3 separate regions of the Homo sapiens genome follow, and all the other regions are linked to region 3. The links are chromatin loops, found by intact Hi-C in ENCODE. Cell type or tissue: ascending aorta. All regions are shown on one strand.

Evidence for each region. A loop is a pair of places that touch in the nucleus more often than their neighbours do. Peaks named below come from ENCODE experiments on the same cell type or tissue, not always from the same donor. Only the 100,000 strongest peaks of a DNase experiment are listed, where the experiment ranks them.
Region 1: a loop joins it to region 3, with 8 times the contacts of the local background. A loop is called at or near these places in 2 of 110 quality-filtered maps.
Region 2: a loop joins it to region 3, with 3 times the contacts of the local background. A loop is called at or near these places in 13 of 110 quality-filtered maps.

What each region holds. Positions count from the first base shown.
Region 1 is chr13:29,435,432-29,443,431 of GRCh38, reverse strand. MTUS2 (microtubule associated scaffold protein 2) reads right to left here. Exons shown (of 16, transcript NM_001033602.4): 9 at 3,383-3,449. Among named protein-coding and RNA genes, the nearest start is that of MTUS2-AS1, 48 kb to the left of the region's middle. In ascending aorta, no CTCF peak of the experiment used is centred here; DNase peaks (open chromatin) are centred at 4,511, 6,962 and 7,667; H3K4me3 peaks cover 976 bases; H3K27ac peaks cover 4,287 bases.
Region 2 is chr13:29,504,700-29,512,699 of GRCh38, reverse strand. It overlaps MTUS2 (microtubule associated scaffold protein 2), which reads right to left. Exons shown (of 16, transcript NM_001033602.4): 16 at 6,753-8,000. SLC7A1 (solute carrier family 7 member 1) reads left to right here. Exons shown (of 13, transcript NM_003045.5): 13 at 1-3,286. Among named protein-coding and RNA genes, the nearest start is that of MTUS2-AS1, 21 kb to the right of the region's middle. In ascending aorta, a CTCF peak has its summit at 4,395 (motif pointing left); a DNase peak (open chromatin) is centred at 4,379; H3K4me3 peaks cover 511 bases; H3K27ac peaks cover 371 bases.
Region 3 is chr13:29,920,111-29,928,110 of GRCh38, reverse strand. LINC00572 (long intergenic non-protein coding RNA 572) reads left to right here and starts at 1,460. Exons shown (of 2, transcript NR_047501.1): 1 at 1,460-1,608. In ascending aorta, a CTCF peak has its summit at 3,724 (motif pointing right); DNase peaks (open chromatin) are centred at 2,450, 3,360 and 3,840; H3K27ac peaks cover 3,980 bases.

The sequences.
Region 1 (8,000 bases), 480 kb after region 3:
AATCCTTGTGTAGCGCCTGCTGCATTTAGAAGCTTCAGGAAAGCACAGAGAGAAGCAGCCTTGCACTTGGCACACCCGGCACCCAACCCAATTGCATCAGGGGACACAGGGCCCCCAGAGCCAAAGCTTGCCCATGGGGAGTGCAGAAGTCTCTCTAGGGAGAAATTCACCCTGGAGTGGAAATTTCCATCTTTTATCTTTGGTTTCAAGGTGCTACACACCGGATAGTTATGAGAGTCACCTTTACAGACTGCTTCATCGGCATTATCTTCTTTAATTGACTTTCCATTTTATGAAGGGGAACTTGTGGGACAGAGAGGTCTACCAGCTCGCCCCACCTGAACCTAAAGCCCATGCTCAGAACTGCCAAGCCTTGGAACCCCCTAGAAACTCATCTATTTCATAGAGAAGCATACTCTGGGATTGGCTTATAGCATTTCAGGGCTACAGACTTGACAGCCCTCATATAATTCAATGCTTTTCTATCTTAACTAAGACCAACATATCTTGCTAAAAGAGGAGGAAAGGCAGCAGGAGCTATAAATTACAGGGGGTAACACTGCACATTGTTCTAGCTGAACTATAACTCATAAGCATCTTTCAGTTCCTGAGTCTCTGAAGACCCAACCTTCCTCATGCTCAAGTCTCTCGGCCACTGAGGGCAGGGAAGTGTCCTCAAGCCTGTGGTTTGCAAACTGTGTGCTGAGGCACCCTGGGCCACTGCAGCAAATCACAGGGCACTGCAGGGTTTCTTCTATCAATACTTCCGAGGGAAACACACCAATGCTGCCTCCCTGTGCTGGTTTGGGGGATTCAGAGTTTTGACATTAGCTCATCACTAGCTCACACTTCATCCCCTTTCATGATATCATATCTTTGCAAAGCTGAGGTTTTGGCTGCTGCTGTGATAAAAAGTATGCAGTGAAAATCAGTGTGAAACAAGATGCAAGGATAGCCTTATCCAATCAGATGCCAAGGTCTGAGACGTTGTGTGGGGCCCAATCACAAGCAAGTCATTGTGGTTCCTTAAGAATAAAACAAAAATATATTGTTTTCTTTCCATTTATGTTCAGTTTTTCAAACGGCCACAAAGTTGTTAGAACATACACACTTAAGTGGCTTAGACTTACCTCCTTTCTAAATAGAGCTGGGAGGTATTTATTTGGCCTTGATACTGTGAAAAAAAATTACTGAGACACTGTGGTCGCTGTGAATTGAGAATTTTGGAACCTCTACCCTAGGCCTCTGAGCTGCCCCCACAGTGTCATCAGGGGCCATCTCCAAGGGTCTCTACCTCTACAAGGTGGGGAGGGGCAGATTCCAGAAGGGGATGAGGCAAGGTCTCCCAGCTGTCTCCACCTCCACATCCCCTGGGAACTGACCTGAAGGTCAGCAGAGGTGAAACCTGTTCTTTGGCAGCTTCGCTCAGGAGGAGAGGCCTCAGAGTCACCTCCAACTGAGGACAGGCCCTAAAGCCGGTGAGTGGAGAAGGGGGTCTTTGCAGTTCATCAGGTGAGGATTTTTTTGATTAAAAAAAATCCTTTTTGATAAGGTAGTTTCCATCAGTGGGGAAGGAGGCAGAAGGTCCTTTTAAAGGAACCATGGGAGTCATCGAGGAGGATGGCTCCCATGTGTGCATGTGTGTGTGCACACATGTACAATGTGTGCATGCACGGGAGGGCAGCCAATCACATGGGACCCATGGCTCCACGGGTGAAGGGTGGTGAGTCCTTCCTTAGAGAAGAACAGAAACAGTCCCTGGCATTGGGCAGGGTCACCAGTGAGTGTACCAGGAGCTTCCCTTCAGGAAAAAGTGGGGGCCACTCTCAACACGGGTCTTTGAGGCCAGATGTGGGCATCTGGATCATGAGGCGTGGCCACATTGGTGAAGAAACAGATGGGGACACAGAGGCTTCAATCATGGAGGCCTTGGCAATGAGGTCATCACTGCAGCTGTCACTGTGAATGCTGCTTGGGGTGATACCCAACAAATAGAAATTAGGCTCAATCTCCATAAAAACAACAACAATGGCAAAGAGGAAGGATGAGACTTCTCCAGCAAGCGTCTGCGGGGAGTGGGGCCACTTTCTCCCCTCCCGCTCCTCTTTCCAGCCAGGTCACATATGGCTCCCATGGACCTCAGCTTTCCAGGGTTCCTCACACCCTGCCTTTCCTAGCCGACTGTTGGAAGAAGCCTACATCTGGCGTCAACCCCTGGGCTTCTCCTGGTGGGGGAGAAGGGGTGTCCGGGTGTAGGTGTCCCTGCAGCAGTAGCAGGGTCCTGCTGCTCCGGATCACACACTAGCAAGTCTGGGAAGGGGCCTGTTATTTGTTGTTTCCCCACAAGCATCTGCTGTCCTTAGAGAGGAGAAGAGACCATTGCAGACCTACTTTAATGTTAAAAGAAGTCACAGAACTCACAGGGGAGAAAAAGAAAACATTTTAACAAAGGGAGAGAGGAATACAAAGGGTTGGGGAAAGCTATGCTTGGATCTCACTATTCTGTCCACTGCACACCTGAGGGCCTGTGGTCCCTGGGGAAGTTCAGCCTTCTGCCTATCCGCATGGCTGGCTACTTGCCAAGGACACCTGGGATTGCTCCAATCCCTTCACTCACGGAGGAAGCCACACCTGCACATGGTGGGCTGCTCCCAGGACCACACTAGATGGAGGAGGAGTGCTCACTGGTAAAGAGAATAGCGGGCAATAGGAACAGACCATGTGTATTTCAGCTTTGCTGACTGATTCCTGGGGAAAGAGAATAACAGATGGTCGAGAGGGAAGATGGGATCAAGCAATGAGAATATGGCAAATACCTGGTCCTGTCCTTGACCTACGGTGAAAGCCACATCCCCAGGGTTTGGGGATCATTTTATTTGTAAGGTCTCCGTGGTCCAGACTGAACCAAACCGTTTCATCAGCCAAATATTAGAAATTTCAACATGAACTCTCGTATTTTTAATCCAACCAGATTTGTGCTTTTGACCTTGTTCTAGATCACAGAGTATTTCACGACAGGGTAGACAGTGGCAGGAAGCCATGGAACATCTGCATCTTGCAGACAGCACCTCGTTTTATAAGAGGGGACCCAGATAGATCAGTGCAGACTGATGTATGAGCTGCCATCTGCAAATAGCACAGTCAAGACCTGATGAGTTCCACTGTGAACTGTTAGGAAGCTGTCTTTATAACAACGGAGACGTGAAAATTATGGTTCCCCGCTAAGGCTACAGCAGCCCACCACTGTGCTGGGTGAGATACTTCATTCATCTAGGCAGGTTTGCACTGGCTTATTACAGGAGGCATAATTGCTTTTGGTACACATTCACAGGAATCAGGAAAAGACATTCTTTATGCTCCTCATTGTCAATGCCCTACTTACCAACTTCATCCCTGATGTTTGCAAGTTCGATTGACAGCTCTTTTTCTTTCACAAGGGCACTTTCATTCTGAAAAAACAAAAACGGATACCGAGAGTCCCCTAGTTTTATGCTAGATAAGCACTTTCACATGATTAATTAATGAATCGTATTAAGCAAATATTTATAAGTCTAGTCCTTAAGGAGATAATTTTCACATTATATAAGCATGTAAAAACTTACAAAGTCAAGTCTGACTCATTCATTTGTATCCCATTCAAATGGCAAAGCTTGCATCATAATATTAATAATACCCGTGGTTGTGTTTTTGTCTAGATTACACTCCTGTATATCATCCTGCATTAATTCTTTGCAAATTTGTGTCCCACCCATTAATCTATTGCCATATATTATTGTACAGTGTTTATTATTATCACTACTATGAGATTTCCGACCATTAAAAAAGTCTGTGCCATATTTCTCTGAGGGCCAAATGCTTGTTTTACCAACTGTTTTTTAAACTTACCCTTTTGTCCATACATGATTAGCTACTTAATCAATAATAAAGATCAGGGCAGAAGGCTTAGCATGAAACATTTCTCTTTGTAATACCACCAACAACAATATTTAAGGTTTCCAAGTTTTTTGTTCCACTGTCAGCATCAATAGATGAAAAAAGGAAATCTCAGGCTTGAAATACCATTTAGTGCAAAAAATGCCCCGTATAACTAAATGACTGCTAAGTTGTTTTCAAATCAAATACATCCTCTGATATAAAGTAGGGAAGTAGTTGAAGATGTGCTGAATTTGTAATCTGCGTTATTGAGTCACTATAAACAGCATATTATGATTTTATTACTCACAATTACCAGAAAAGATGTGCTATATAAATTCTCTTCAAGTTTGAGATACCAAAACTACAGGCCTTCAAAGAAAGTCTCTGTCATTCTGTAGCATGGACTCTCGAAGCAAAGTGATTTCCGGGGAGGGAATTTTGAGTAAAATGTGGACCGAATACCTAGCATGAGTATCATCGGGGCCTTGAGAATGTTCTTTCTTCCTTAACCACCGTTGCCTTTGGTTTCAGCACCTCTGAAGGACGTGTGTGGAATGTGACCAGACAGTTCTCACAATATTGTTTCTGGTGTGCTGTTTTTAGACGCAGGGAACAAGTGTGCTGCTTTGGGTTGGTGGGAGGGTCTCGGGTTATCCAGAGGGCATTTGCTAAGCTGTGTCATAATATTCATCATGCCAAAAATAAAACTCTATTTCATAATACACTGAGAGCTATTTTCATTGTGGGAGTCAAAAATTATTAGCTAATAGTTTCCTTAAGAAAATGCAGCAATAGATCTGTCCCTGAGGGAAATGGACCCTGCTATAGTCTGAAGGTATGTGTCCCCCTAAATCCCCCTAAAATTCATGTTGAAATCCTCACCTCCAAGCTGATGATATTAGGAGGTGGGGCTTCTGGGAAGTGATCAGGTCATGAGGGTGGAGCCCTCAGGAATAAAATTAGAGGGATCCCAGGGAGCTGCCTTGCCCCTTCCTCCGTGTGAGGATACAGCCAGAAGGTACTAATGTTTACGGGAAAGTGGCCCGCACCTGACACTGAAACTGCTGGAGCCTAGATCTTGGGCTTCCCAGACTGCAGAATTGTGAGAAATAAATTTCTGTTATTTATAAACCACCCAGTTTATAACATTTAGTTACAGCATCCCAAAGACACTAAGACAGACCCAACGGACACCTCCCATCTCATTTCTGAAGTTCTCTCCTTCCATCCCAGCCCATAGCATCCTTGTTTTCCCTGAATTTCAGAGTTAACAACTACATCTGAGAGCATGTATTTTATTGCATAATCCTACTCTGTATCTCAATATTCCTACTCTAATGCTACACCCACTGTGCAGGGTTGTCATGAGGATTAAATTAATGTATGTGATGTAGTTAGTGTCCAGCATTTAGCAAGCTCATACAAGTGTAAGTTGTTATTATATTTCTGTTTCCTTTTATTTCATTTGCAACTGGATAACACCCTATATATAATAGGTGCTTTTCCATATTAATTATCTAAATGCATTTAGAATTTGCATATCAGTCTTATACTTTTTTTTTTTTTTTTGAGATAAGATCTCGCTCTGTCACCTAGCCTGGAATGCAGTGGTGTAATCATGGCTCACTGCAACCTCTACCTCCCAGGCTCAATGTATCCTCACACCTCAGCCTCCCAAGTAGCAGGGACTACAGGTGCATGCCACCATGCCCAGCTAATTTTCTGTATTTTTAGTAGAGACGAGGTTTCACCATGTTGCTCAGGATGGTCACAAATTCCTGGGCCTAAGCAATCTGTCCAATCTGTGGCTGCCACAGTACTGGGATTACAGGTGTGAGCCACCGTGCCTGGCCTTATGCTCTGTTTTTGTAAGCACCTTCCTGGTCTGCCCTGATTTTGCTTAATTTTTGACGTGGTTCAGAGATTGGAGAAGCCAGAACAGGGAACATGTTCTAATCAGACCGATCACAGGGATTACATACTCATTCTAACAGCAGTATAATATGACCAGATGACAATCAATGTGTTCCTGTAGGTTAAGCAAATTTGGTATTTTGGAGAGCACTAATTTTGGTACTGACCCTGAAATAATCTTAACCTAGTGGAAAAACCAACTTGCTTTTACTGTCAAGAATAGTTCTGAATACTCATATTCTCTAATTCCTAAACACGTTCCTAAATAATTATCTAAACACAGCCAGAGAATTGAAATAGTATGCTTATCAGTCCAGAAATAGCATTATACAGTGTTCACTCTCAGAGTAATGAGAGTTGCAAAGACTTAGACTGGGCCAGGCAGTGAACAATCAGAAAATAACAAAAACAACAAATCAACTCTAATTTCTAACTGAAAGCCAACATCTCCCCCAGCTCCCTGTCATGGCCCCTGCTGGACGTTATCAGAGTCATGCCCTAGGGATCTCTCACATCATAACAAATCAGTCCACACTCCCAGCCACAGAAGAATCAGGCCTGTGGGGAAGGAGTGGCTGGAAGGCCCTATGAGAGGGACAGGCCTCTTCGGTATGGCGCTGACTATGAGGGAGACTGCTGATGAAGACCTTCAGACTTGTATCACTTTGGTGAAAACCTAATGCTGATGTTTTGTGGTCAGGCCTTCCCTGTCCATCTGTTGCTTTAGGAGAAACACAAATAAGATTGATGGAAACCAAGTGAGAATGTAAAAAAAAAAAAAAAGCAAGAAAAGAAAGGAAGGAAGGGGATGGGGAGAGAGAGAGGCAAGGAAGTGGAAAGGAGATAGAAGTGAGATTAGAGACCTTGTACCATCTCCATTTGGGGAAGCAGAGGCTATTAAAACAGATCACGAAGACCCAATGAAAATGACCCCATCCACCCTTTTGCAAGTTCAGGCTCTAAAACCAGCCAGTTCCAAACTATAGTCATTAGATGGCTTTTCAAGGAAGGGTTGGCTGCCAAAATAAGCAACAAACCTGATGACTCAAATGTCAAGGAAAATAACTTAACTCTGGCAAGTTCTGGCTAAGTATTATTTACTAATTACTACAGGTGATTCATGCTGTCCACCACCAAACACTCTCTGTAGTCCAGGCACAATGTTAGGTAAGCCCTTTATGTCATTTACTCCTCCAGACACTGTCCAGAGCATCCCGGGTCTTATTTCCCTTTATGGAGGAGGAAACTGGGACTCTATGGTGAAGTGGCTGGCCCCTGCACAACCCACCAGGAAATGGCAAAGGCAGGAGTTTCCACCCATCGTCCACACTCTTCATCAAACACGAGCACACCAAGATTTCCCCTCCTAGCCATGCTTAGATAGATGCAACAACAAGATCCAAATTGCACTGAGCCTCGGCCTGGATCTGAGCACTTATTACCATGAAGCTTTTCATGTCTGACTGGGAGAGAGGCAGGGTCCGCTCCTGACTACTCTGTCTCAATGAAAGAATGCCCTGGCTGCATTCACATCCCACTCCACAGCCTGAACTGCCTGTCTGTGTCCTGGGTGTTGTTTTGTGAGTTGCACATTAGTCTGTTTCCAGCGTCTGGACCCATTTCAGCATCGCTTACTTGGGCTATAACTTCTGAGAGAGTAGTTGTTTAGTTTTCCCCACCAGCTTCTAGAAGGATGCTGTCTGATGACCTCTGAATATGTTGCTGCTGAAGATGCTGGCACAGCTCTGCTCTGGCTCGCTGAGGCCAGCCTGCGCAGTTTGGCGACAGCCCTTCCTCCATAAGTGCTTGTTTTTGAAATGATATCAACTCTTCTAATTTATGAATCCTCTGCATAAAGTAAGTTACTTTTTGCTTCCTGCAAGCCAAACCAGAATGACGTAGTACCACCCTGCAATGAAATGAGTCAATAGCTGTGACTGCAGGAACACTGTTCCTTAGGCAAGAGTGAACTTAAAGGAATCTTCCATTTACTGCTCTTTGCCTCAAAAAGTTATTCCTCCATCCATCAAGGTTCAACAGAATCCAGTGTGATCTTGCAAGGCCCTTAGGTTCTGTTGAACACCCGGGACTCCCTTGGAAAGGATCTCAAGTCATTACTCCCCTCCATTCCCCAAACTATGCCTGGTCTGGGTGATGACACTGTGGGTTGA
Region 2 (8,000 bases), 420 kb after region 3:
TCCGATTTCCAAAGAGTGATATTGACATTTATGGAGATTGGTGTTGTAACATATTTTGATAAATACTAACTTATTTTGTTGGGGTTTTGGTTGTCTCTTGTCTTAGGACCTGGTAGTTATTTGCTTGATTTTTTTTTCCGTTATTTTCTACATAGGCAAAGAGAATTCGAGGGATAGACAGTCTCCAAGAAAAGTGAAGTGGTGGGAGAGAATTGCTTTTTTCTTTTTTTTCTTTTCTCTAGTTTTTCTTTCTGGCTGAGATTTCCGTGCAAGACAGCACCCAATAGACTATTTAGAGTTGACATTTGACATTTTAATGGGCGCCATGGCTCATTTTGTAGATTGAGAAGGTGCGTCTCCCCTGCTCCAAGTCTCATCATGACAGCGTGCTGACAGCTGGGAGTCTGTGGCCTTCCTCACGCAGAGGCCTTAAAGCTGGACACAGAAGCACGCCTAGGCTGGGCAGGGATGGGACCCATGCCCCCTCCTTAGAGGACGGGCTTCCTGGTTAGGAAAGGACACGTGGGGGTGCCTTGCATAATAGTTCACTGGTCACCGTGCTTTTATGAGTAGTGTTTTTGTGCACTTGCCAGGGGTTTTCTCTCTGTGTGAGAGGGGAGTGATTTAAGCAATGGTGTCTGGAGTAAGCCTTACAATTTTAATAGACTTTTTCTTATCATATCCCTCATTTCTTTCCCTGAAATAAAAATACACACAAGCAAAAAAAAAATGATAGTTTCACATCTCTTAGTTCCCTTGCCCAAACAAGAATATTCTTAGTTCCACTGGCCAGGATTTTCCTACATAGTCAGAACTTACACATTACTAGAGGCACACCCACCAAGGAGTATTGTGTCTACTTTTATCTGTGCACCAGCCACAAATACCCACATTGGAAAGACCCATTTGTGATGGGTAAACATCCCTTCCTGTCTCCCACAACCCCTGTGACTGCCCTGCATGTGTTCATGACCTCCGAAGGCCCAAATTCATGAAGCAGCAAACCCAGCAGATCTCCACCCCCCTGCCTCAGGACCTCTGCTGAAGAGGGGGATGAAGTGGGTCTCCAGGGAGGCAGTGGGGGCCTTGTTGGCAGCTGGCTCGGGAGCCGGCTTACAGGAGGGCAGCTCTGCAGTTGGGAGGGGCACCGTCCGGAGGAGACCAGGCCTCTACACACCCCCCACTCTACTTATCATCCCTGCTCACACACCCTTGTCCAAGGCTTTATGCATCGGATTTATTTTTCCAAATCAAGAGGACAGTGATAGATGCATTTTCCCCAGGCTGTCTCAGAAAGGTCGCTAAATGTATACTGTTGTCAGAATTGCTGAGATCTCCCCCCACTTTTGGTTTTTGCAGCAGTAAAAACTCTTTCCACTGTGACTTATTTTCTCTCTCAGGCAGCCAGCCACCTGGTCCCTTGTGCTGACTCTAGCACAGTGGCCAGGATCCAATACGAGTCCAGGGGTGACCGCAGGATGGTGGGGGCAGCGGGCTTCTCCACCTACCCCAGCCACCAAGGCCCTGACGCACTGCCTCCTGCACCTTCAGCACATCCCTGTGCACAGCTGGAAGGGTGCATGGCCCGCTCACCTTTGTTCAGATGGGTGGAAACGCTGATGATACCAGCTCCTCCCTGCCGTGCCCCTGCCACGGAGCAGGCATTGTGAACTGGCTGGTGTTTGCAGTCCCACGTGGCATGGCCTCCAGCCCAACCCACAGTGGAGACTGGAGACAGGGCAATGAGTCTGGTGGGGGGCACGTGGACATGCCCCATAGGGGCCCCACCCAGACTTAACAGGCAAGGTCCTGGGCATTGCGCGACGCAGGACTCAATGCTAAAGCAAGCCTGCCTGGCTCTGTGCCAGGGCCCCTCTTCTGATTCACACATCCCATTTTTACACAGACCCTTCCTTCTTAATAAAGGCTGACAGTTCTGTTGGCAGCCAAGAACCCACACCATGAAGACAGGGAGTGAGGGGCCTTTGTGCCCAACTCCAGCACAGCTGCGTTCTGGGGTGTGTGAGAGGCATGTTCGTGTCTGTGCGCTGGTGGTCTCGTGAGACAGTTCCGAGGACGGGGAAATTGCAGGGTGGTGGGGGCGTGAGGCTTATATGTGGAACTGATGCAGAGTTCGCCTGCAGACGGATCTGGATATACACTATGTATAATTGTTACGTGTAATTTAAAATATATCTGTTTGCCATCGTCATGAGAAGATTATATGTAAGGCTCTGAAGGGAGAGGGAGATGTACATTCTGCCAGGCTCCTGGGGACCTTATCCGAGTCATGAAATTGATTACTGTTGATCCAGTGGTGCAAGAAGCTACACTCCATGTGTCATCACGCTTATGACTCCTAATGTATTTTTAAGGCAAAAAATGTCAGCCGACTCCATCTTCACCCCTCGATTCCTCGAGTCCAGCCTTTCTGTGCCAGTGCTTCACTGAGCCACAACGCTCTCGCCATCGGGACCCGGCTGGGCCTGGAGTCTCGGGGCACAGTTGCCATGGAGCCCTCCTGGGTCATTCTACAAATGTGCTGAGTGCCAGCTGAAAACCCCACAGGAGATGGAGTACCTTGGCCAAGCTTAAAGAGAAGATTTTCTCAGGGTATTTATTAGTGTGTCCAGCAGGGTCAGGAAGCAGGATGGAAAGATGCACTCAGACTGTTAATTTATTAACAAGGCAAATGATTTTGTGTTTCTTGATGACAGACTATTAAGTTTGGGACTTATTTTCCCATTTGAGAAGTTATAATATATATTTAAGATGATAAGTTTCCTGCTTAAGTTGTGCCTTTCAGCTTCAATGAGTTTAAGGAGCACTAAGGGTAATGATACCAATGAGGGTTGGTTTATTATCAAACCTGAATAGCTGTGGTTTCTCCAGTAAATATTTTCTTCTACTGAACATGGAGCCATTATTAAGAGTTGTGTGTTTTTTATTATGTACATTTGTATATTTTTTTGCTTGTTTGATGTTCTATTTTTCTAATAGTTTTCTTTTAGTTTCTTAAAGTTGTGATACTAGATTTAGATTCTGATGCTAACTGCAAATCAGGTTGGTCTCTGCTGGGTCTCTCCTGCTTTTATTTTACTTTAAGGACAAGTGTAGTTGTCGTCCACCACCTTTCAAAAAATGTGAAACTGCCCTGCCTCCCCTTTTTGCTGACAACACTGTGTACATTGACCACTTCCTACCATACTTTATGTTGTAAAATCAAACTCTTTTGTGGTACATTATCTCATGCTTCTGCAAATTCGAATAAATTCTATGGCTTCCATGTGCATGGTGTGATCTCAAGAATCCTAGTGGGTCTCTCCTGGGACCCAGGCCTGGAAGTGCCCCATGGAGAGTTCCAGATCCCGCTCTGCTTCCCCACAGCCCGTGACTTTAGTCCTATCTTCTCACTTTCCTGTAGCCATTTGGGGAAAATCCTTATTCCAACAATTTGAGCCTCAACCAGAGAATCCCTTGAGCCCCCATTTTGGATCTCTGATACTGTCTGCAGATTTATTTGGCTTTGGGGCCACAGAGGTCTTCCTTCCAACCAAGCTGTTGGGATAAAGCAGCTCAGAGGCTGCCAGTTGTCAGGCATTTGCTGAAGGACTTGGTCTCTGGCAACAAAACGCCCTCACCTGTTGCCGCCCCAGTCTGTGCTGGCCTGCACATACACTATCCTGTTAGAGGGAGCAGAGTGCATGCAGGGCGGAGGGGCTGTCGGGGAGTGTAGCTATCCTGGTAATTGTTACTATCTCACTCCCTCAACTCCCTTGAGAAAGGATCCATTTTTGCACTAGAGGCAAATTCAGTCAAGTGAGCCTTAATTCCCAGACAGTAAAAGGCAGTGATTCACAGCAGCTATACCAGAAGATCTGCTGCCCAGAAGATAAGGTTTGACCTTTGAGTTTTGTCAGCTGATGGATGGTGCTGAAAGCAGACACCCAGGGAGCTGTGCAGAGAGGAAGGCAGGCGAGCTGCTCTCCGGGCCCCAGCGTGCCTATGATCTGGAATATGTGATGAGCGTCTGCACCTGAAAGCATCATGCACATTTCGTGTTCCTTGGCCACACAGAAAGCCAGACCACAGAGCTTGCGTGGTGGGTAAGCAAGCTCGTGCAGCGTGCCCCTGGGACACAGGTTGGGCGTGGTTTCTGGCCCAGTGTAATTACTGCGGGAGGTTCTGCTGCTGCAGAACCTGATTCACAAAAGGGGCCAGCTTCGCAAAGCAGCCCAGAGAGCCTGATAGATTCCAGAACTGGGAAATAAGCATGGGGCATGCCTTGTTCCTGGATTTTTGTATGTGTCCTCTGGTCCCTAAGGATGACTTTGAGCCAAGTGCAAGGTGGACCCCAGTTCCTGCAGCGCCACACTGCCACCTAGTGGCTACTGCTTGGTGCCGCACAGACAGCTTGAAAAGGCCATGCCAAGTCTTTCAGCACTCTCTTCGAAAATCCTGACCGGTGGCTCCTCAAGGTCCTGTGGGGCGATGCCAGGCTGTAGGCTTGAGGGGTACCACCTGGAGAAAGTTTTCCCTTGCACATTTTGGTTATGAAGCACCTCTGGTCATTCAAAAGCTGCCTCCAAATGGCATTCGCAGCAACAAGGAAGCCTGTGGAGCCATGGCCTGGGGTGCTGGCCTGGCTTCCAACTTCAGCCCAGCCCTTACACCACACAGACCTGGGCAGGGTCTGAGGCTGCAGCAGGGAGGGCTGGAACCAACTACAGATAATCCCATCAACCCCTGTTCAAAGGGAACAGTTCAGTTTTACCAAATTAAGCCTGTCCACTCAGCCATAAATACAGCCATTTAAAAAACACAACGTGAGGAAAAGTCTTCAGGAATGAAACAGGCAGTATGTTTGCTGATGAGGGGAACAGCTTTTTGGCTCTTGGTGTGGCTGAGCACTTAATCCCAGTGGATCTGAGACTGCGTGGGGAAGAAAAAGCTGTGCTGGGTGGGACTTTGCCATGGATGCTTTTAAATTCTCCTTAAAACAATGCACCTGATGATGAGTGCCAGCTGGTTCTGAACCGCTGCTCCCACAGTGCAGGAGGAGGGACGAAGCCCAGTGCCTGCCGCGTGAATTTGGCGGTGCAGTCATGTGAGAAGCCGCTATGCACAGTCAGCAGCTGCGTGGCAGGTGCTCTCTTCGTGTCTGTGGTGTGAGTGCCTTAGAGGGAGGAGGCATGGGCACCCAGGAGGTCTGCAGACATACAAGGGACAGGGCTGTCTGAGCTCGGAGCTGTAGGGCATCCCGACCCTGCCTGGCGCTGGCACTGGAAAAAGCTTCCCGACTTAGTGAGTGAGGAAGATTGGCCTGCATCATCACGCTGCGGTGGGAGTGACCCAAGCCTGGCCTCAGAAACACCAGGTGTCTGTCTTGGTTTTATTTTATGAGGTTTGGGGCAAGAGGTTTGAAAGATGCAGACTGGCTAACAAAAATGTATTTAGCAAATTTAATTTAAGTGAATTAACATGCTCTGTCTTAACCACCAGAATGGCTTACCAGCCTTCGGGATTGTGTGTAGTGTGTGTGTATCTGTGTGTGTATGTAAGCATTTGACAGACTCTCACGTGGGCAGGATTCTCACCACTTGGTGGTTACAGATGAGGTGACAGGGTGCAATCCCAGAGTCATTGCTCGAAGTGTACACACTGATGCAGCAATGGCTTTGAGAACATCCTTCAACTTCAATCGCAGGTGGGAAGCTGTCCAACCATTTGGTTTCCACCTGTGCTTAACTCCGTAACTCCCTTCTTGCTAGGGGGATGCAAGTCTCCCACGAAGGGAGAGCCAGCTCTCAGGGCTCCTTGGCACAGAGGAGGTCAGTGAGTGAGTTGACTTCCAGAGTCTCCTCTGCCTACTGCAAATGAGCCGTGGAAGGGGACACCATTCTCCATGGACAGTGGAAAGCTGGCTCTAATCTCACCTCCTGCTCGTGTTGGTGGCTGCCACCCATTTGCTCCTTTGTTATGTGGAGGTGCTGCCAGCTGCCTTGTTTACCGCATAAGGTGGGGTAAGGACAATGGGAGGGGGTCATTATGAAAGTGAAGGGTGCTCAAGACACCCCAAAAGAAACAAACAGGTTAGGACACGTGGCCAGATAGATAGATTATTAATAACTAGATTGCCATCGATATACTGGGATGACCCAGAGGTGGCCCTGGGGTGTTCCCTGTGAGGTCCGGAAGTGAATTTGTGTCTCCAAAGGGTCTGTTGTTCACTACTTGTTCAGGAGGGACTTGCTGATCTCGCTGAAATAGCTGCCACTCCCACAGACCCTGCAAAACCACCACAGGGAACCTGCGAACCCAGCTGTCTCCCTTGTGATGGTGCCAGACACCTGTGGGACACTTCGAGGTCCAGCTGGCTAAACCGGCTGCAGCCCAAACTGAAGGCCATCGGGATGGGGGGAGCAAGCACTTTCAGGTTGAAATGAGTGAATGACCTTTTATGTCCTCCTTCCAGCCAACTCCAGCGCACCCGGCCTTGCAGAGCAGAGGCACTGAGCTCCCAAGTCCAGGGGAGGGGCTGCTCAAGCCCCCAGGCTGGAGGGGTGGGCGCAGGGACCTGGGACCTGCGGAGTCAGGGGAGAGGGGGTCTCTACAAGACTTCTCTCACGGACCATCACCCAACCCCGGCACACACAGAAAAGGGGTCCAGCCTGCAAACGCCACCCCCCTTGCCTCCCTGCCTGGGATCCCCAGCCTGAGAGGGACAGGTCTCCAGTTACATCAAGTAGATATCGCAGAAAGTCCCTCAAGTTTATTTTAATAGGCTTTAAACACAAATATGCAACACAAACTGTAGGGGCAGGAAAAGGGATGTTGTGACCCCATTCATTCAACTAATCACGGCCAGGGCTGCCCCCACCCCCATCCATTCTGACATCCAGCCAGAACCTTGTCCCAGCATGTGGTGGGCAGGGGCGGCGGTCGGGGGGCAGGCCGCCCACGCATCTCCCAAATGCCACGAAGAGACAGGTGGTATCTGGTGGGTCTGTCTGAGGCAGGTGCAGAGGCTGCAGCATCCGAACGTGGAAACGTCGCTCCAGCCTGGAAGGGGACAGAGGCAGACGCCACGTGGAGAGAAATCCGAATTCTGATGGTGTGGGGGGGTGGAAGAATTGAGAAGGAGGCACAGCAGCTGCCGCCCCATGTGTTTCGGGAGCGGTGATGGCTCAGATGAGGAGCCATACATGATGGGTGTCCGTAACAAAAGAAAAAAAACAAACAAACCACGAAGCCAGGGCCACGTGGAAATTAGCTCAAGTACCCAAGGTCAGGGCAGGTTAGGGCAAAGCTCTCACCGAAGTCCACCTAATGAGGAATTACTTAGTGCTAACGATGCTACAACTCTGACCACAGCAGCCTAATACACTGTACCACGTTCTAGCATCACACGGAAGTCAGTATTGCTGTGTAACTGCATTTAGCAGGTGCGGCTATGTAAGCGGTTCCTAATTCGGACAGCTAAGCTGTAACTGAATTTGTGTTTGCAGGTTGTGCCTGCTACTAGAATAAATACTTGTGTATTTAGTCAATGTGGCAAGATCTACTCTAATGGAATGCCCAACTCAATATCACAGTATCATGCAGAGCCACTAAAGCAAAGAGAAATGGTGGTGTTTCCATGTGGATTTACTGTGTACGTCCCCAGAAGGAGCAAGACCCTTGGAGGTTGGCTGGAGATGCACCTGAGGCCCGGAAGCCCAGCGTGGACTCATCCTAGGGCCAGGGACCATGTCTGCCTTCACGTTGGCAACACGTGTGCCGAGCAGGCGTGCCCTGGACAAGCCGACCCCGTCCGCGGGCTGTTTTCTTCCCCGTTCCATGGCTCCGGCCCCTGCAGGACCCCCTCATGGTTCTTCTCGCCTTGGGCACGCTCAAAGACAGGCCTGTGCTCAGGACAATTTTGGGGGGGTCTCAGGGAGAAAGTGCAGGGTCTTTGTCACATACAGGAAACAAGGGCATCATCATCATCACCATATCTG
Region 3 (8,000 bases):
CTTAATGGGACTTAAAGCACCAAATATCTATAATCTCTCTGACTCCCACAGAGAAGACCACCCTGTTTGGAGCAGCAATACTGCTCCTTAAAGTAATATAGGTTGAGCATCCCTAATCCAAAAATCTGAAATCCAAAATTATCCAGAATCTAAAACTTTTTTGGTTGCCAACATGCCACCACAAGTGGAAAATTCCGCACCTGGCCTTAGGTGACAGATGGCAGCTAAAACACAGTCAAAGCTTTGTTTCAGGCACAAACTCATTTAAAATATTGTATAAAATTACCTCCAGGCCATGTGCATAAGATGTATATGAAACATAAATGAATTTCGTGTTTGTTCAGACTTGGGTCCCACCACCAAGATACCTCATTATGTATATGCAAATATTCCAAAATCCAATATATATATATATATATATATATATATATATATATATATATATTCCAAATCTGATAAGAGATGCACACCCTGTAGAGCAAATCCAGATCTGTTCTGAGTTGGAAGTTCAGAAACTAATTCAGCAATGACTACACTTCTGGTGCTTGCAGTATCCCATAATTAGTTGGATGTCATAATAATCCCTATTCTCTTTTTTACAATGGCACTCTTACATCTTACAAAATACTTTAAAGGATTTAATGTTATTTTAAGAATTTTTGGATAAGTTCTTTAAGCCCACTGACAAAATTGAAACAATCCTGGGGGCTTGTGAAATCTGGGTTGGAGATTGTAGAACTTTGTTTTTAGAAGTATCATCTTTCCCTGAATCTTTCATTACCTACCTGATTTATTCAACTCTAATTTTGCAATAAAATGGAATTCTTTTTCTCTCAAATTTGTTTCCTTAAATCAGAATACCCAATCTAATTCCCATCTGTAGATCTGCAGCTTGTGGAATCATTTCATGTCATTCTTTTTAAATTGGCCAACAGCATCCATTTAACAAGCTATTTCCCATAGCAAAGATATCCTTAGTTATGATTTTGGATTTAAGCTGCACTAAAATATAAGGAAATATTGAAACCTTTGAAGAAAGCACTAACTTTACTTCCTTCTTCCAGATCTAGGGATCCCTGGTTACTCCTGAATTACTCCCATCATCCAAAGCTGCTCTCTTCTGCTTATATATAATTTGAGGGAAGCACAATTCTAAGAAGTTACGAACCACCCCTAAGTTATGACTTTTCTAAACATTCCAAGTATTATGATGACTTTCAGACTGGAGATTTGTGCTATCTGCCCAGTCAAAGTCAGCCAGCCATGGTGCATTCAGAACATGTGTTGTCAACAAAAACTGGCATCATAGAAGTGGCTAAAGGTGTACCTCACAGGCCTGGCATCAGGTTCATCAGAGGCACTGCACGTTGAGAAACAGTGGGGTAAAGTGACATCACCAAGGTGAACAGGTGAAATTCAGCTCCACCTTCAAAAGTTATTCTTAGGGAAGAAAATCATCTCTTCTCTCTTCCTCCTTCGGCTCCTGTTGGCCGGTGCCTTCCTGAACCTGAAGAATATCTTTGCTCTTTCCAACTCCCACATTCAAAACAGAGTCTTACAACTCAGCCACATTTTCTGCTGAGCCAGCCAGTGGGAACAAACACCAAGGTCTGTGGCAACCAAAGGTGTATGTGTGTGTGTGTGAGTGTGTGTGTGAGAGAGTGTGTGTGAGAGAGAATGTGAGTACATATTTATTTGTGTTTGTGTGTAGTGTGAGTGGGTGTATGTGTCTGAGTGTTTGCATGTGCGTGAGAGTGTCTATGTGTGTGTTGATATGTGCATTTGTGTGTTGTGAGTGTATGGTTGTGTTTGTGTCTGTGTGTGTGGTATGAGTGTGTGCATGTGTATCTCTGCATGTGTGTTTTTGTGGGGTTTGTGTGTATGCATTAATGTGTGTGGGGGCGGTATGTGTGTGTTTCTGTGTGTGTGTGTGTATTGCTTTTCTTCTAGTCTCCTCCTCCACGCCATCAGCCCACGCAATCCACACCTCATAAAACAGAACCCACATCTCCATCCTACTACAAGGAACTGGAGAAAAAAGAAAAAAAAACAAGCAACAAACCCTCCTGCCAGTCAGAGCCCAAGGAGAAAACTGGATGTAGATTTCAATCCACCCTCCCAGGTCTGCAGGTGTGAGAGAAGGTCACCTTTCTTGAATATCATGACAGTTTTCAGTGTGTGTGACTCATCTATGTTATTCCAGTTCTCCTTCATTAGGGGGATAAAATGCTTTTCTATATTTAATGAATGCCAGTGATTCAGGAGTTTGAGAGAGGTGGGCCCTAATTAGTCAAGCAGGGTTTCCATTACACAGAAAGCTTGAAAGGAAGGATTTTGGCTATTCCTGTGCCAGCAGCCAGAAGCCCAAGCCACACCAGAATAGGGAGGCGTCGTTTTGTTGTCAGTCACCAAGAGAACCAGAGAAAGAGTTGTGAAACCAGGCTAAGGCCCTGGCACTGGCTTCCTTGTCTGTAAAATGTGAGTGCTAGACTGGAGTTCTGGATCTCTGCCAGCTCACAGATGATATGACTCTCTAAAGTATTTGGTCAATATTAGGCAGTCCCCACTGGAAAGCTGGCTTAATAGACAACTTGCAGGCTTAGTCCTGAGAAAGCCTCATGACGTTACTAAGGAATATAGTAGAGAATCCAAAGAGGAGAGGGAGAACTCTACCTACTTTGGTGGAATAAATAGGGTTTTTTAATGAGAGAAGAGTAAGCCCTAGCCCAAATTGTGTAGCAGCCACGGTTCACGTCCAGCTCCTGCATAATCCTTTTTCCCTATCAATCTCAGTAAAGGATTTAAAATCAGTGACTTCTTGTTTTGATGGTTTTGAAGTCACTGTTTTTCCGTCAAAGGGGTATGTGCATTTAAGTTTTATTTTCAGCTGTGGGGTGGAAGGCCTCTCTCTGTGGCAGGAACTGCAGGCATGAGCAGTGGCTGGGGGAATGGGTGTGCACAGCTGCAGCCTCAAGGTCTCAAGCCTGATGTCCTTACTTCTGGTGCAGGGACTTTGTAGATTGGGAGGCCCATTCTCTCTCTCTCTCTCTCTCTCTCTCGCTCGCTCTCGCTCTTGCTCTGACTCTCTCCCTCTCTGCTGATGGCTTATGCTTTCCCTCAAGAAGCACTCAGAACTTTCTGCGGCCGCTCCTTGCTGAGTACAGCTGGCAATCCAGATGCCCCAAGTCCCCCAGCAGGAGTCCTTCCCAGAGGAGTCCTTCCTCCATGGAAAGACACACCAGGAAGCCCTCCTTGGCAGAGGGCTGCCCTCTTTTGCCCTGAGCACCCTGGAGCGAGGCTGGAGTAGCTAGGAGCATGATGAGCAAGTGGGGCTCTCCTCTCTGTTTGCATTCCATTTGATGAGGCAGCTGGCGAAGCTTCTCCCCCGTCTCAGCTGCAGGGTGAGCAGACTGCGGCTGCTGCCTCTGATGTGCTCACCGGAGCATCACCTGCCTCCAGCCAGGAATTCCACCTGTTCCAGTGACACCAAAGATGTGAAGGAAGGATGTCCTCATCCACCTCAAACAACTCCCAAATGAATTTCCTTCTTTTGAGGGGGCTAGCGACAGGAAAAAACATGGCATCACCAGGCACTGAGCACTTTAAGCAGACAGAGCCTCTTGTAAAATAGGAAGCGGAGAGCCTTTAAGTCGCACATGGCATTAGCTGCCATGTCTTGAATTTGGGCAGCCAGTCCAGGCAGGCAAACCCAGCTGGAGAGGAGCAGGACAGGGTGCCCAGCAGGGGGCGCTGTATTGCACGTGCCCCCGGAGACAAAGGCTGCCAATGGAGGGGTGGGTCCTAGCCCCAGCAAGGACGCCAGGAGTGTGACTCAGGTGCTGTTGTTGGTTAGAGGAGTGGCTAAGGCAGGAGAAATCCTGAATCATGCTGTGGCCACGTGGCACCAGGATCACACACTTGGTGAGATTGTGCTCATGCCCTGAGCCATTTCCTCATCCAAAACAAATATTTGAGTTTAAAGAGCTGAGTAAAGCTGCAGAACGTTTTGTAGATTTATCACATTTTCTCTGCTGCAACTAGAGGCCTTGGAGAGCCTTACTTGTGGCAGTCCACACAAGAACCTTGTTTCTGTAAGTAGTTTGCACTGAAAGCCAGTGACTTCATACATAAAGAATGTTCTCTCTGGCTGGCTCGCCCAGTCTCCACTTCTTCTGTTTTGTTTGTGTAATTGGTGCCTAGACAGAATTTTCAAAAGCATTCACCCAAAACTGAAGGGCCATGGGGTATATGGCTTGGGAACAGTCTCCTTCTCCAGCCTCGCATGCCATTCTAGGGCTAGCCTGGCGTTCCCCAGCTCAGAGAAGGAACCCAGCAAGTGCATGACTGTTGGAAGGCAGGTGTTTGTCCTGTTTCTGTCGCAGGCATGATATGTGATCTGGGTGACTTACTTACCCTCTCTAGCTATTAGTTTCCTAACCTGTAAAAATTATGTCCAAGATCCTGTCCAGCTAAACTTTTAAGCCTGTCTGGATTAGGCTCAAGGCATTTTGGGGCTTGTGGAAGCAGCTCAAAGTTGGATCTGTGGTTTGAGTCTCCTTGGGGTGTCCTCTACCTAAGCCAGAACTCGGGCTCTGGAGCAAATGGAGCCAGTCCTCAGAATCACCTTGATATTTCATGGGCCTTTCATGTGGGTTTTTAAGTGACTTAAAAACCCGGGCTGTTAGAAAAACAACAGCAACCACCAGAGACCATCTGGAACTAGAAGAGTCTAAGGGAACAAAGAAAGAGGGAATCTAAGAGGACATGGGTAAAGGGGGATTCCTCAGAGCAACTGCTTCACAGCAGTCATTTTATGATGAGATTTCCATTTTTCCAATACTCGTATCTCCAAAACACATATTCCGTCTCTCTCTCTTCAGAGATCACATTGCCTCTGCCTTTTGGCATTATCTGCCATGTCTCAAATTTAATCAGCCTTTTTTCCCCTTTGTCTTGGCAATAGAACCACTGGTCTCAATGCTTAGACTGTGAGTCTTGCAGTTCAAAGAGAGAATTGAGTCAGCAGAACAGGACTGACTCAGCATTCCCAGGTTGGCCACAGTGGGGCCAATTCTCTGGTCCATATTTTGGCCTAATTCCCATTGAAATCCAATGCCCAGTAAGAAGTACAAGCTTTACATCTACAATTATGAACAAAGGTTTTTAAGCGGCTACAGGGCAAAAAATAGGGATCTGCATCTCTCTATCAGCAATTACCCTAGACTTATTATTATAATAGCCCAACTGTCCGTGCAGTTGCTCACGTGGGCCCAGGGGCCAGGCCATTCCTATGCATGCCCTCAGCTCAGCCCTCCCCACTCATGGCTGATGGGATCAGGCCTACCACTCATCATGAGTTAGGGAGGAGAAATGAGAAATGGAGAGCTGGAAAGATTTTATGTGTTCTTCTTCCCCTACTACTCACCACTAGTTCATGTTTTTATTACTTAGTAGTAAGTTATCCTGAAGAAGTACTTTACTGTTACAGAAATAGAAGGAAAACCAAGAGGTATTAAGAATGCTGAGTCATCATGGGAGCTTGGACGGAGTGACCAGGGGTGAAGTTACAAAAGGTGAAATGTACATCTCTGGGTATCAATAGTAGGATATTCTGGAGATTGAATTGCCCCGAATTACAGCTTGTTACTCGAGAAATAAGGGCCCAAGGGACCTGTGGTGGAAGTGGTAAGCTATCTAGTGATTTGCAGGGGTTATCAACCCTGGATCTGCATGAGAAATGCTCCACAAAAATTAGTCACAGCTATACCGCACCCACTGAACGACGGTTTCTGGAGGGCGGGTCTCAGGCATCAACATCTTTAAAGGCTCAAGATGATCTCAATGCACAGCTAGGAATAAGAACACCAAAACATAGCAAGTACTTTTTTCTCCACTAAGGAAGGAAATTAAGAAATGTCCCAAAAGCTGGAAAGAGACTGTTATAGCATGAAATAAATAAAATTCTATTTTTTTTCTTTTGAGGCGGAGTCTCGCTCTGTCTTCCAGGCTGGAGTGCAGTGGTGCGATCTCGGCTCACTACAACCTCCGCCTCTCAGGTTCAAGCGATTCTCCTGCCTCAGCCTCCCAAATAGCTGGGACTACAGGCGCCTGCCACCACATTCAGCTAATTTTTTGTATTTTTAGTAGAGACGTGTTTTCACCGTGTTAGCCAGGATGGTCTCCATCTCCTGACCTCGTGATCTATCTGCCTCGGCCTCCCAAAGTGCTGGGGTTACATCCGTGAGCCACTGCGCCTGGCCAAAATTCTATTTTTATAAATTATTGATGCTAGTAGCAAGTAACACTCATTATGTGTCAAGTTGTGCACTAAATGCTGAACTTGCATAAATTCACTTAATTCTGATAATCCTTCTGAAAGGACTTATTATTATTAGACCCATTTTACAGAGAAGGACAGCAAGTCTTACATGTAGTGACTTGTCCAAGGCAAACAAATTGAGACGTAGCAGGTGAAAGGCGCATATGTGTAAGGAGTGTGGAAAATACCAAGATAAGTAAAACATAGGCTGACTCTCAAGTTGCTGGCTTTGAGTGTCAGAGCAAATGACCAAAAGTCCAAAGCAACATGACAACTGTCATAGAGCTACAAAGTGATGGAACCACAGGAGAGGCAGAATTAGTCAGGACTTTGTAGTGGAGTTTGAGCCTTAAAGAATGAGCTCCAGATTCTGCTAGGCAGGGATGGCCACCCACTGGTGGCAGGAGGAGGAGATTCCTGGGAAAAAGCATAGTGCCTAGAAATCCAAGAAAGCAGCTGAAAGCTGGCAAATGGCCTGGTCAGATTAAGGTTAAAAAAAGAAGGTAATATAAGGCTAGGAAGGGCAGTTGTCCTAAATTGTGGGATTTTAAGTGGGATCTAGGAGGAAACAGGGCACCCTGCAGGTATCTGCACAGGGCATGTGATGGAGCAGTGTTTCCAGAGGAGCTGCCAACCTGGGAGCCTCTGGAACCTCCTCTAAAGGGGCGTGAAGCAGGGTTGGACCACTGCACTCCCAGTGGACCACAGAAGAAGGAAAGAAGGCTGAAGCCATCTGGGAAGATATTAAGCCTACAGCCCTCATATTTGATCATGCCGTCTTGGAGCTACTCTACACCCTCCCACAAAGCCTACCTTATTGTCAGGAACCACACCCCTGGCCCTGTCAGATCACTGGATTACCCCATGTATCATTTTTCTTTGTTAGCTGAGGTTGCTGTTAATTGTTTTTTAATGTGAAAGAGGGTGTGCAGCTATGTTCTATATGTATTTTGGATTTTTGTTGCTCACATATTTATTTAGATATTGCACTTTTTCTTTGTCTGTGATGACACATGATATTTGATTTTTTTCATGAAGGGGGGAAGTGAAGAAAATGAGAATATGGGCTTCTGAGCTAGGTGAGACTTCCTTATATTTCCATAAGCAAAGCATATCAAATTTTCCATGGGAGAACCTCTTGGGATTCTGGGGGTGTGGCCTATTGCAGCGCCCTAAAAGGATACATTTCTTTGCAGTTTTGTGTTTTATTTTTAAATGTCATGTAAATCCTCTAATCCCATAATATATCCAACCCTTCCTGTTATGCTGTACCAGGTTTATCCTGTGACTTGTTGACCGCTGGCTCACCCCTATGGACCTGTTTCTGATGAGAGGCCATCCTGATTGTTTCTGTCCAGGGCTGGGTTATTGATTTGGACATGAGTCACTTGAAAGACAGCTCTAAACTGTCTATTTCACTGTGATCAAAGAAACATACATTTGACTAAGAAGCCTTATGTCTTCTTTTTATTGTATAGCTTAGCAGTTGCAAGATGTTAACATATATGTCACATTGACCGCTGCGTGGAAAAATGCTCTCCAATTAAAGATCTCTTTGTTTACAACAAGGTCCATGGAGACAGATTGCTAACAAAGTCCAATCGCCCTCTCCATTGTGCAAAACCTACATGCAGGGAGTCTAAGGAGGGAAGAGGAGTTTTAGAGGGAACAGAGGGGGGTT